Linked DNA regions of Mus musculus: region 1 is linked to region 2. Evidence: chromatin loops called from intact Hi-C (ENCODE). Cell type or tissue: left cerebral cortex. All regions are shown on one strand. Each heading gives the region's core, and the rest is flanking DNA. Links, peaks and the distances in the headings are about the cores only. Region 1 overlaps Med29 (mediator complex subunit 29). Region 2 holds the start of Timm50 (translocase of inner mitochondrial membrane 50).

What was found. A loop is a pair of places that touch in the nucleus more often than their neighbours do. Peaks named below come from ENCODE experiments on the same cell type or tissue, not always from the same donor. Only the 100,000 strongest peaks of a DNase experiment are listed, where the experiment ranks them.
Region 1: it touches region 2 in a loop (2.2-fold over the local background); 1 of 42 quality-filtered maps calls a loop at or near these places.

What each region holds. Positions count from the first base shown.
Region 1 is chr7:28,384,260-28,389,611 of GRCm38, reverse strand. It overlaps Med29 (mediator complex subunit 29), which reads left to right. Exons shown (of 4, transcript NM_026042.3): 4 at 2,588-4,365. The coding sequence ends at 2,830. Among named protein-coding and RNA genes, the nearest start is that of Med29, 5.8 kb to the left of the region's middle. In left cerebral cortex, for the core only: CTCF peaks have their summits at 1,728 (motif pointing right) and 2,931 (motif pointing right); DNase peaks (open chromatin) are centred at 2,944 and 3,339; H3K27ac peaks cover 332 bases.
Region 2 is chr7:28,309,335-28,314,704 of GRCm38, reverse strand. It overlaps Timm50 (translocase of inner mitochondrial membrane 50), which reads left to right and starts at 2,659. Exons shown (of 11, transcript NM_025616.3): 1 at 2,659-2,780; 2 at 3,686-3,836; 3 at 4,378-4,409; 4 at 4,605-4,626. The coding sequence starts at 2,673. It overlaps Gm51445 (a long non-coding RNA gene), which reads right to left and starts at 4,865. Exons shown (of 3, transcript XR_003946618.1): 1 at 3,945-4,865; 2 at 3,557-3,615; 3 at 1,932-2,620. In left cerebral cortex, for the core only: a CTCF peak has its summit at 2,473; a DNase peak (open chromatin) is centred at 2,593; H3K4me3 peaks cover 1,476 bases; H3K27ac peaks cover 442 bases.

The DNA of each region.
Region 1 (5,352 bases), core at 1-5,000, 75 kb before region 2:
GCATATGAGGTTGACCTTTGGCCATACACCCTCAACCATACACACACAAAAGTTCCCTTAGGCTAGCAAGCCTGTGGTATAGTCCTATCATCCCACTGCTTAAGATGCTGAAGTAGGAAGATCAAAGTTCAAGACCTGTCTGAGTGGCTGGGTGACATCTTGCTTTAAAAGGGAAAAAGAAGAACTAGGTATGTTGGTTCCAGTCTGCAATCTTTTTTCTTTGAGACAAGGTTTCTCTGTGTAGCCCTGGCTGTCCTGAACTCACTCGCTTTGTAGATCAGGCTGGCCGAACTCAGAAATTGGCCTGCCTCTGCCTCCCACGTGCTGAGATTAAAGGCCTGCGCCACCACGCCCGGCCCAGTCTGCAGTCTTAACTTGAGAGGCTGATGCTGGAGGACTGCCATAAGTTCCAGACTAGCCTAGGCTAGGAGCACTGGGGCCAAGAGAAGCGGGGACTTAGTTGAGTGGCAGAATTTCTGTAACACAAGTAAAGTTGTAAGTTCAATCCCCAGGACCCCACTCAGTCACTTCCAGGCCTGTCAGTAGAGCCTGCGGAGCTGTGGTAGGCTGGGTCTTATTAGACTGCATGTAACCCCTGTGTCAGAGAGTGCTGGAGGGTTTGAAGTGAGGACATTTCTTCTTGAGGAAATGAGGGGCATGTTAAAAATGCCTGAGCCTGGAGCTGGGAGCCCAAGGAGGCTCCTGGTTGAGCTGTGAGGAAGAATTGGGGACAGACAGAAACTTGGAGGCTTTGCCAGGCCAAAAGACTGATGGACTATTGGGGAAAGAGTTCCCAGGGCTATGGTGGGAATTAGGAAGGAAAGGTGATAAATGAAATGATTTTGCCGGAGCTATAGAAGAAACTTCTGTTCACCTTCCAAATAAGGGCATAGCCACTAAAACAAGGTTCAGAGTGCAGCATGGTGATGTGAGCTCATGTAACACATTGTGGGCTGGGGCTTGGGAGAGGTCAGGACTGGACGGCCAGCCACACCACTGCGAAGTCTCAACCCTTGCCACCAACCTTCAATTTTACTGTTTATTTTTTAAAATGAGCCCAACTTGCTATGTAGCAAAGGATGACTGGACTTCCTGTTCCACCTCTCAGTTGGGAGTACGGTCACGTACCCCCATCCTATACTCCTACGCCTGGCTCTTATCAAGGTTTCTGCTAGCCTCAGCAAACACTGTCCAGCCATGGGAAGGACAGGGTTTACTACAGGCTGGCACACAGTACAGCTAAATGGAGTTTTGTTGCAAGATTAAGTTACTTTGGCTGAATTAGGACGATTTCTCCTAACAAGGGAGTCACCTCTGAGGCAAGGACTCAGAAAAAGCCTTCTGGGGAGGTGGTGGGAGGCTGGGAGGGACCTGAGCAGTGAAGAGAATGGCAGCCTTGGAGGGAACCAGGACAGAAGGCAGCTGCCAGTGCAGTGCCATTAAGTGGACCCCAAGCCTGGGTGTAGTTAGGACAGTTATCACTTATCTCCTGTGGCACACATCTGTCTGTCACCTGCTCTCACCAGGCAGGAGAGGTGACCATCCGACCCATTTAAGGAACTGGGCGTGCCACTGCACTTGGTAGTTCTGTTTTAAGGCATACACCACCACTGCCAGGCAAAGATTTTAATTATTTTATGTATATGAGTATACTGTAGCTGTCTTCAGACACACCAGAAGAGGGCATCAGATCCCGTTACAGGTGATTATGAGCCACCTTGTGGTTGCTGGGAATTGAACTCAGGACATCTAGAAGAGCAATCAGTGCCCTTAACTGCTGAGCCATCTCTCCAGCCCTGGGTAATTTTTTTTTTTTTAATTATTGCATCTTCTTGTCGTCGGGCCCTGCCATTGTGCACACGCAGAGACAGCAGGCATCGTGGGGTGATTATTTTCCTTCTACTATGTGAGTCCTGGGGAATAGAACCCAGGTCTTCAAGCTTGATAGCAAGCATCTTTACCTACAGACAGACCACTGACCAGCTCAGATATGTGCACTGATGATCCCAGCTCTCAGGAGGATGAAGCAGTAGAGGAAAAAGTCTGAGGACGGGGCTGGCGAGATGGCTCAGGGGGTAAGAGCACTGACTGCTCTTCCAAAGGTCCTGAGTTCAAATCCCAGCAGTCACATGATGGCTCACAGCCACCCGTAATGAGATCTGATGCCCTCTTCTGGTGCATCTGAAGCCAGCTACAGTGTACTTACATATAATAATAAGTTAATAAAAAAGGTCTGAGGACAGCTTTGTCTACGTAGCAAATCTCTAACTGAATAGCAAAAACTGTTTGGTTTTTTTTTTTTTAACAGGGTTTTCTCTATGTAGCCCTGGCTGTTCTGGAACTCACTCTGTAGACTAGGCTGACCTCAAACTCAGAAATCCGCCTGCAGAAATCCCAAGTGCTGGGATTATAGGTGTGCACCATCACTGCCCGGCAGCAAAGACATTTAATAGCCTAATCCCAGAGAGAAGTAGGCACGTGTGCTGGGTGACCCAGTCTGACTTTGGCTGCCCATCAGTTTAGCTCCAGGTTGGGGGGAGAGGAGGCTGCATCCAGGAAAGTGATGCTGTTGTTCTCTTTTCCACAGCGCCTGGCCCACGAGTGCCTTTCACAGAGCTGTGACAGCGCCAAACACTCTCCAACACTGGTACCCACAGCCACAAAGCCAGATGCAGTGCAGCCAGACAGTCTGCCCTACCCACAGTACCTGGCTGTCATCAAAGCCCAGATCACCTGTGCCAAAGACATTCATACTGCCCTGCTGGACTGTGCCAACAAGGTCACTGGAAAGACTACTGCACCCTCTACTGGCCCTGGGGGCAGCCTCTGAGGTCTTTCGGGGAGGGGCAGAGAATGAAGTATGGCCTGAGGCAAAACAGGTGGTTCCTGTTGCTGATTTGTCCGTGCCACAGTAATGCAGCTGAAACCAGCAGGGGGCAGCAGAGTCTTGCAGACAGCACAGACCTCAAACCCCACCACCACCACACCACTGTTGCCTCCACCCACGCTGCTCCCCAACCTGGAGTGGACCTTCCCACTGGGCCGATGATTACCTCTGTTCTGGGGACTCTGACTCCCCACCTGGCCCTGGGTTAGCACTAACTGAGCCCTTTAGACCTTCCTCAGTCTGTCCCAGTGTATGGATTTCCTTTTAACCCACCTTTTTCCAGTCCTGCCATCCTATCTCAATCAGTCCCCTTTTGTTGCCCCCAACACCTAACTGGGATCGTATTATACAAGAGGAACCAAAATGCCTGGGTTACTAGGGCTACAGGAAGGGACTTTCTGGCTCACAAAAGCAGCGCGTGAACGTAAGCCCTGACCTCAGCACAGACAACCTAGGAGAAGTTTGGGTCCACATTGGACCCTGCGTCAGCAGAGCTCTCTAGCTGTTCTGGGGAGGGGCCGAGGGGGGATATTGTGCAATGTGTGGGGAGGCCTGCTCAACAAGACTCCTTGGTCTCTATATTTTTAGCTCCAAAGCAGAAGTGAAAAGGCCCCAGCTTGAGTGAATCATGGATTCTGGGGAAGACCCCAGCTCCTCCGGGAAACAGGCCCTGGGGAGGGGGCTTTGGGGAGGGAGGGGAGGCCCCAGCCTGTGGGCCTGGACAAGTGCTGGATGGAACTACAAACCAGGCCCGGCTGCCAGTGGAAAGGCTAGCGTGACAGACTGGTTAGGGAACTGCCCCACCCCATATCTTTTGGGCCCTGGTTCCCATGTCACCAGGTTCCTGTGTCTACAAAAGTCCCAGAGACTGTGGAGACCTCCATGATGTACAGGAACCCAGATCATCACACTAGGAAAAGTGGAAAATGATCAAAATGAGAATGTATACACTGTTCAGGCATTCCTCCCTGCCTAGCTTGACTATTGCATGGTCTTTCTGCAGGGAAGGCGAGTTCCACCAGTTTGATCATGGGCCTCATTTCTTTTCATTTGGAGTTGTAGAGACAGTCTCTCACTCCATAGCCGGGGCTAGCCTTACAGTATAGTCCAGGCTGCCATGGAACAGAACCTACCTGCTATTACTTGCCAAGTATTGTGATTATATCGTGTGAGTGTGTGGGGAGTGCTTGCTTACACGTACAGGGTGTATGGAAGGGGGTGCCTGTGTGGAGATAGAGAAAGCCTTTTAGGCCACAGTTTCTCCTGTTTTCAGGCACGGAGGTTCTCTTGCCATCCTGTTGCTTGGCCCTTTGCACACACCGGCCGGCTTAGGCGCTCCCACTTTGCTGTACACGTGTTGGTTGCAGGTGTGCACTTTAGCTGGTCTTCAGTGCACTGTGGTTCTTTCCCCTACCCTTTACCCTCCCCGACCCAGTTTTACCTCCTAATACTGGATAAACAAGGCAGAGAGGAATTAAGAAAACCTCTGAATCTGATTTCTTTCCTTTTGTTTCGTCTTTGACCATGGTTGTTTTGTCTTTGACCATGGCTACTAACAAACCGCAGCCAACCTCCCTAAACAATCAACAACTACCCACCAAGCCTGTCTGGGCTCTACCACTTCTATGCCATCTGAAAAGTTCCAGAATTCCAAACATCACACAGTCGCAGAAACTATCTGTAGATGGCTAAGCCATGCCTCTGCTAGAGCACGAGGCAAATCATAGTCCACTGCCTCAAACAGTCCAAAGCAGCCCCCATGTCCCACCCCTAGGATTAAAATGGAAACGTTCTTATATTTCTGTGTTTTAAAAGAAACCAAAATTGCCACTACAGTGCATCACCATATTCATCTTGCTTCTTGAGTTAGGGTCTCATTGTGTAGCTCAAACTAGTCTTGAACTTGGAAATCTTGCTTCTGGCTCCCAAGTCCTAGGACTATAGGGCTGTACCACCATGGACTTTAACTATACTTAGAAAATGCCTTGATGTCTTGAGGTGGAGGCAAGGAAACTGCAAGTTCAAAGCCATTCTGGGTGACATAAGACCTCATCTCAGCCAAAAGAGAAAAGCCAAGCCTTCATTCAGCAATCCCTAGACTCCTATGTGGTTAGCAATGAGCTGGGTCCCAAAGTGCTGCATCAGACTCACGGGTCTTGTCATCTGTGCACCGGGCGCACATCTCCTTCACCATTCTTTGTTAACGTTAGTGTTCTGGCCTAAAACTGAAAACACTGATCCTGTCCAAGGCAGAACACGTCAGTTTCCAGCCAGGGGCTCACTATACATTGGCTGGGTTATGGCAGTTTGTGGCTCAAGGAGACAAGTATAGCTGGCCCCTTGGGGTGATGTCGACACACCACATGCAGGTAGGCGTGGCACCCAGGATACAAAGCCTTACTGCTTAAAACCACACTCTGGGTGACAACAGACCATGGGGTGACAGGTGTGTTTTTCACAAGCCC
Region 2 (5,370 bases), core at 93-5,092:
TACTTAGACCTGGGGAGGACGATCACAGGTTCATGTCTTATCTGAGCAAGTCTCACTGAGGGCAACAAGCCCCTTTACTGCAGTGCTTCTTAACCTGGGGGGAGTAAACATGTTTGGGGGAGTCGAACGATCCTTTCACAGGAGTCACATCAGATATCCTGTATATCAGATATTTACATTATGTTTCATAACTAGCAAAATTACAGTTATGAAGTAGCAATGAAAATACTTTTATGGTTGGGGATCATTACAACATAAGGAACTGTGTTAAAGGGTTGCAGTATATGGTTAAGAACTGCCTTAGGACCCGAGCCTCAGAGGGCAGGGCACAGTGGTACATGCCTTTGATCCTAGCATTTGGGAGGCAGAGGCTGGTGGGTCTCTGTGCTGTCTACAGAGTGGATTCTAGGACAGTCAAAGCTAAATAGTAAGACCCTATGGGGGGTGGGGGTGGACAGGTATACTCAGCAATTCAGCTGGGACACAGCTTAATGAAGAGTGCTTTACAAAGTAGGTGTGGCACCATGGCTTTAGAAAGCCAGTCTGTAAAAAGTAACAGGTAAGAATGGAGTTTGGGGGCTGGAGAGATGGCTCAGCAGTTAAGAGCACTGGCTGCTCTTCCAGAGGTTCCGAGTTCAATTCCCAGTAATCACATGGTGGCTCACACCATCTGTAATAGAATCTGATGCCCTCTTCTGGAGTGGCTAATGGAGACAGCAATGTACTCACACAAAATAAACAAATACATAAATCTTTTTTTTTAAAGATTTATTTTATTAATATATGTAAGTACACTGTAGCTGTCCTCAGACACTCCAGAAGAGGGAGTCAGATCTTGTTACGGATGGTTGTGAGCCACCATGTGGTTGCTGGGATTTGAACTTTGGACCTTCGGAAGAGCAGTCGGGTGCTCTTACCCACTGAGCCATCTCACCAGCCCCATAAATCTTTTTTTAAAAAGTAAAAAAGAAAAAAAAAAAGAATGGATTTTGGACTGTTCAGAACTTACCCAGCCTATGGTGAAATACAAGGGAACAATTAAGACCTAGATCTAGAAAAAGAATCTGTGCCACCACTCCCCAACTTGATAAAACTAATTTTTAGGCCAGGCGTGGTGGTGTACGCCTTTAATCCCAACACTTGGGAGGCAGAGGCAGGCAGATTTCTGAGTTCAAGGCCAGCCTGGTCTACAAAGTGAGTTCCAGGACAGCCAGGGCTATACAGAGAAATCCTGTCTCGAAAAACCAAAACCAAAACCAAAAAAAAAAAACAAAAAACAAAAAAACCCCAAAACCTAATTTTTAAAAAATGAAGATATATTTCATGAATACCTATGTTCCCTCCACACAGTTATATCAATATAAGGCAAACAAGACTTACCATGTCAAGGCAGTGTTTTGACCACGGGCATTTTCACCCAAGTTAATGTGAGGAAAACAGCCTAGTTCAAATGACTCAACTTTGATTCCTTGGACTCTCGGTGGAAGCTGAGAGCCGACTCTTGAAAGTTGTCTTCTGACCACGCCCTGTGGCATGAGGCTGACTGAGCACACTTAAGCAGCACCCCAATCCATTTCATTCCACTCCAGAAATAACAGCTCTGAATTCTGTGTGGCTTTCCTTTGCCCAACTTTGTAGTTTTACTATCTTAGTGCTTTGGATTTTTTTGGGTGGGTGGGTGGGTGTCTTTTTTTGGAGACAGGGTTTCTCTGTGTAGCCCTGGCTGTCCTGGAGCTCACTCTGTAGACCAGGCTGGCCTCGAACTCAGAAATCTGCCTGCCTCTGCCTCCCCAGTGCTGGGAGTAAAGGCATGTGCCACCAATGCCCTGCAGTACTTTGGATTTTTAAAGTTTAAGTGTAAAAATCTGACTTTTTTTTTCCCATTGAAAACAACTTGTGGGGGCTGGAGAGATGGCTCAGCGGTTAAGAGTACTGGCTGTTCTTCCAGAGGGTCTGAGTTCAATCTATAAAGAGATATGATCCCCTCTTCTGGCATGCAATTGTACCTGCAGACAGTGCACTCATACATTTAAAATGAGTGAATGAACGAGTGAATAATAAATGATTAAACAAATAAAGGAATGAATAAACAAACAAATAGAAAACAACTTGGGCAAGACTCATGGTGGCTCCCGCACCCCTAATTCACTGCTTTCTTAATCACTCTAAAGCCTAAACAAGTCAGCACGGAACGTTCCTTTGGTTGAATCCAGATGAGTGGTAGATCCAAATGAGTGGTTGGGCAAAGGAAAGATACTCCAGTCCTTTCTACAAACTCACGGCGTTAGGGGTAAAAAGAGATCTGGAGACGGGAAAGAAGACTGGTTCAGCCTCCTGGTCCACGTGAGAAAAACTGAGGGATGCTGGGTCAGCTCACTTTTTGGGCCTCTGTCCATTTCTAACGATGGGAGGTGAAAGGCAAAGTCCGAGCGACTGGATGGTGGCGGTCCTTAGGGCCCCAGGGGGCGTGGTGCCAGATGACAGTATTCCAATTTCGCGCTCAGCCAGAGGAAAGACCGACTAGGAGCGCACCAAAGGTACTCCGCCCAGTTCTTTTTGTCCCTCTCGGGTTCCTGTCCACACGCACTACCTCAGCGATCCCATTGGTCGTAGTCCTCGCCTGGGCGGGAGAGAGGGAGCGAGTGGGCGGGGCCGCGTGGCGTCAGCGCAAGATGGCGGCCTCGGCGGCTCTGTTCTCGCGCTTGCGGAGCGGGCTCCGGGTAGGCGCGCGGGGGCTGTGCACGCGGCTAGCGCCGCCACCTCCCCGCACTCCCGAGCAGGTGAGCGGCGCCGGGACGCGCGCCCCGATATGGGGCTTCTCTCTAAAGTTTTGGGCGTCTGGTGGCAACCCCGGCGGGTCTGGGAGACCGCACCTCAGGGTGCTGAATGGGACGGAGCCCGCGTTTTCGATGTTTCCATGCTTCCTGTGTGGACCACAGTTGCTCCCCCGGGGCTGGATTATGGAGGCCCGGAGTGCATCCCCTGGAGCCCAGGTCTCAACCACGTGGGTGCCGGGAGAGGTCACCTGTTCTGATCTCGGTGACCATTCAGGTGATACTTGACGGGGGTGGGGCCCAGGGCGCTAGGGACCCAGGGTCTGTCCCAGTGACATTTCAATCGCCTCCTTGAGCGAGAGGAACAGGAAGGATCCAGCCTGCCGTCCGTTCCAGCCTAGCCATTCTGACCTCCAAGTCCATGACTTTCCGTTCCCAAAGTCCCAGACAGGAGATTGCCTCTCCTCGCTCTTGCTTCCTTCCCTTCCAAACCCCTCCATCTTGGGCTCTGGGTATCCGGATATCTTAACTGTTCGTTCTGTCCCTTGGGTGCCCTCTGTCCCTTTAGTTTTGACATCTCTGTGCTAGCGCGCGCGCGCACACACACACACACACACACACACCCATCCCTTATTCTCCTTGCCCTACTCTTCCTGGCTCCAGACCCTGCAGTGCTATTGCTTCCAAGACCTTGAGCAATTTGCCCTTTCAGCTCTTGAACCCCTGTGATTCTCTAGACAGTTTAGTTGTGACTGTCTGAGGGGAGCAGCCTCTGAACTCACCCCTTCAGGGACACAGTTTTCTGCTCTGGATGTCCACTTCCTGGTTCTTGATCTTGAGGCTGCTTGGACAAATTTAAGTATTCTGTTATTTCTCTCTGTGTGACCTCTCCTCCATCCCCCTCCACTCAGGTCACTGAAATTGCCAACCGTGGGGGCTCCAAGGCCCAGGGGCCACAGCACCAGCCAGGCTCCGAGGGTCCCAGCTATGCCAAAAAAATTGCGCTCTGGATCGCCGGTTTGCTCGGAGCTGGTGGGACTGTCAGCATCGTCTATATTTTTGGTGAGAGACATAACCCTTGACTGTTGGCCCCCAGATTTCTACTGTGAACCCCCCCTTTCTTTCCCCATACTCAGTTCATTACCTGGCTCCTCCAACTAGGATACTCACCTTGAAATTCAAGAAGTCCTCTTCGACCCCTTGTACTTAAAAGTTCTATCCTCTAGTTGTTCCCTGTACCTGAATTCAGGAACTAAGGGAATGGTGGGAAGAGTAGGGCTAGACCAGTGTGCTTGGTTTCAGTCCTGGGACAAGGGACTGCGGTTCGTATTGGTGGAGAAATAACCTGTCACCGTGCCTGAAGCTATGTGTCCATCTCAGCAGCAGAAGTCTACCTTCCCCTTGTGTGTCCAGCTCAGCCCCAGCCCACTTGGAATCCTGACCCCTAACCTCTTCCTCCCTTTATCCAGGAGCTGTGCCTCTAGCCATAATCCCTTTGAGTGGGGAGTCCCCACCCCTCACTCTCCTCCCCCCTCCAGACCCAGTAGACACTGCTCCAAGGCTCCAGTTTTCTTCATTTGTCTCTTGTCTCCTTCCCTGGCAGGAAACAACCCTGTGGATGAAAATGGTACCAAGGTGAGGAGAGTGAGAGGCAGAGGTGTGAGGGGTCGGTTCTGTGAGGGTGCGGGGCAGGTTGCCTTCCATTGGGTCAGGCTCTCTATAGTCTGCACTGAGCCTCTCCCTTCTTCTCTGGGACTCAGCCTGGAACTCGCAGACTGAATGTGCTGGGCTCCTGCCTCTGCCGGTTCAAACCTTTCCTTTTTTCCCCAGATTCCTGATGAATTCGACAGCGGTGAGTGATTAAACACAGAGCTGGGCTTCCTTCCCACCTCTGCTGCTCTGTTTATTCCTGTAGAGTGCTCTTGGCCTGTCTCATACACCAACCCCTCCTCCATCCGAGGTGTGGCAGTTAGATGGCTCAGGGGACAGACGTGACAAAAGCTCCCTTTCGCGGCCCCACCGCCCTGGAGCAGATGGTCAGGGACAGATGGGGGCAGGGAGCGTCAGCAGTCCATCCCAGACACAGGGCTTTCTGTGCCTTAGATTTGGCATCTGCAGCCCCTGACCCCACTCTTTTATAACACCTTTTTTTTTTTTTTAAATCCCCAAGTCCCTACTCCAACCCATGCCTCATTTCCAAAACAGTGTCTCTCTGTGTCTGTGTCTGTGTCTCTGCCCTGCTTCTCCACACACCCCGACTACCAGAGTTTGTTAAGGGACTTCCAATAAATTCGATAGTGGAATAGTTGTGGTTTTTACCGGACCTTTTCTTAGAGAAGGTGACGTTTGTGGGTCCGAAAGGCCCCTGTTTGTGTGGGAGGTCTGCAGACAGCATGTACAAGCACTGACCGCTCTGTTCATGCTAGGCAGATGGGTAAGTCTGTTCTTTTAACTGGAGAGGCCAACCCCCTTGTTTTATCTTTTTTTTTTCTTATTTATTTGTTTTTGAGACAGGGTCTCTCTATGTAGCCCTGGCTGTCCTGGAGCTCACTGTGTAGACCAGGCTAATCTCAAACCCACAGAGATCCACTTGTCT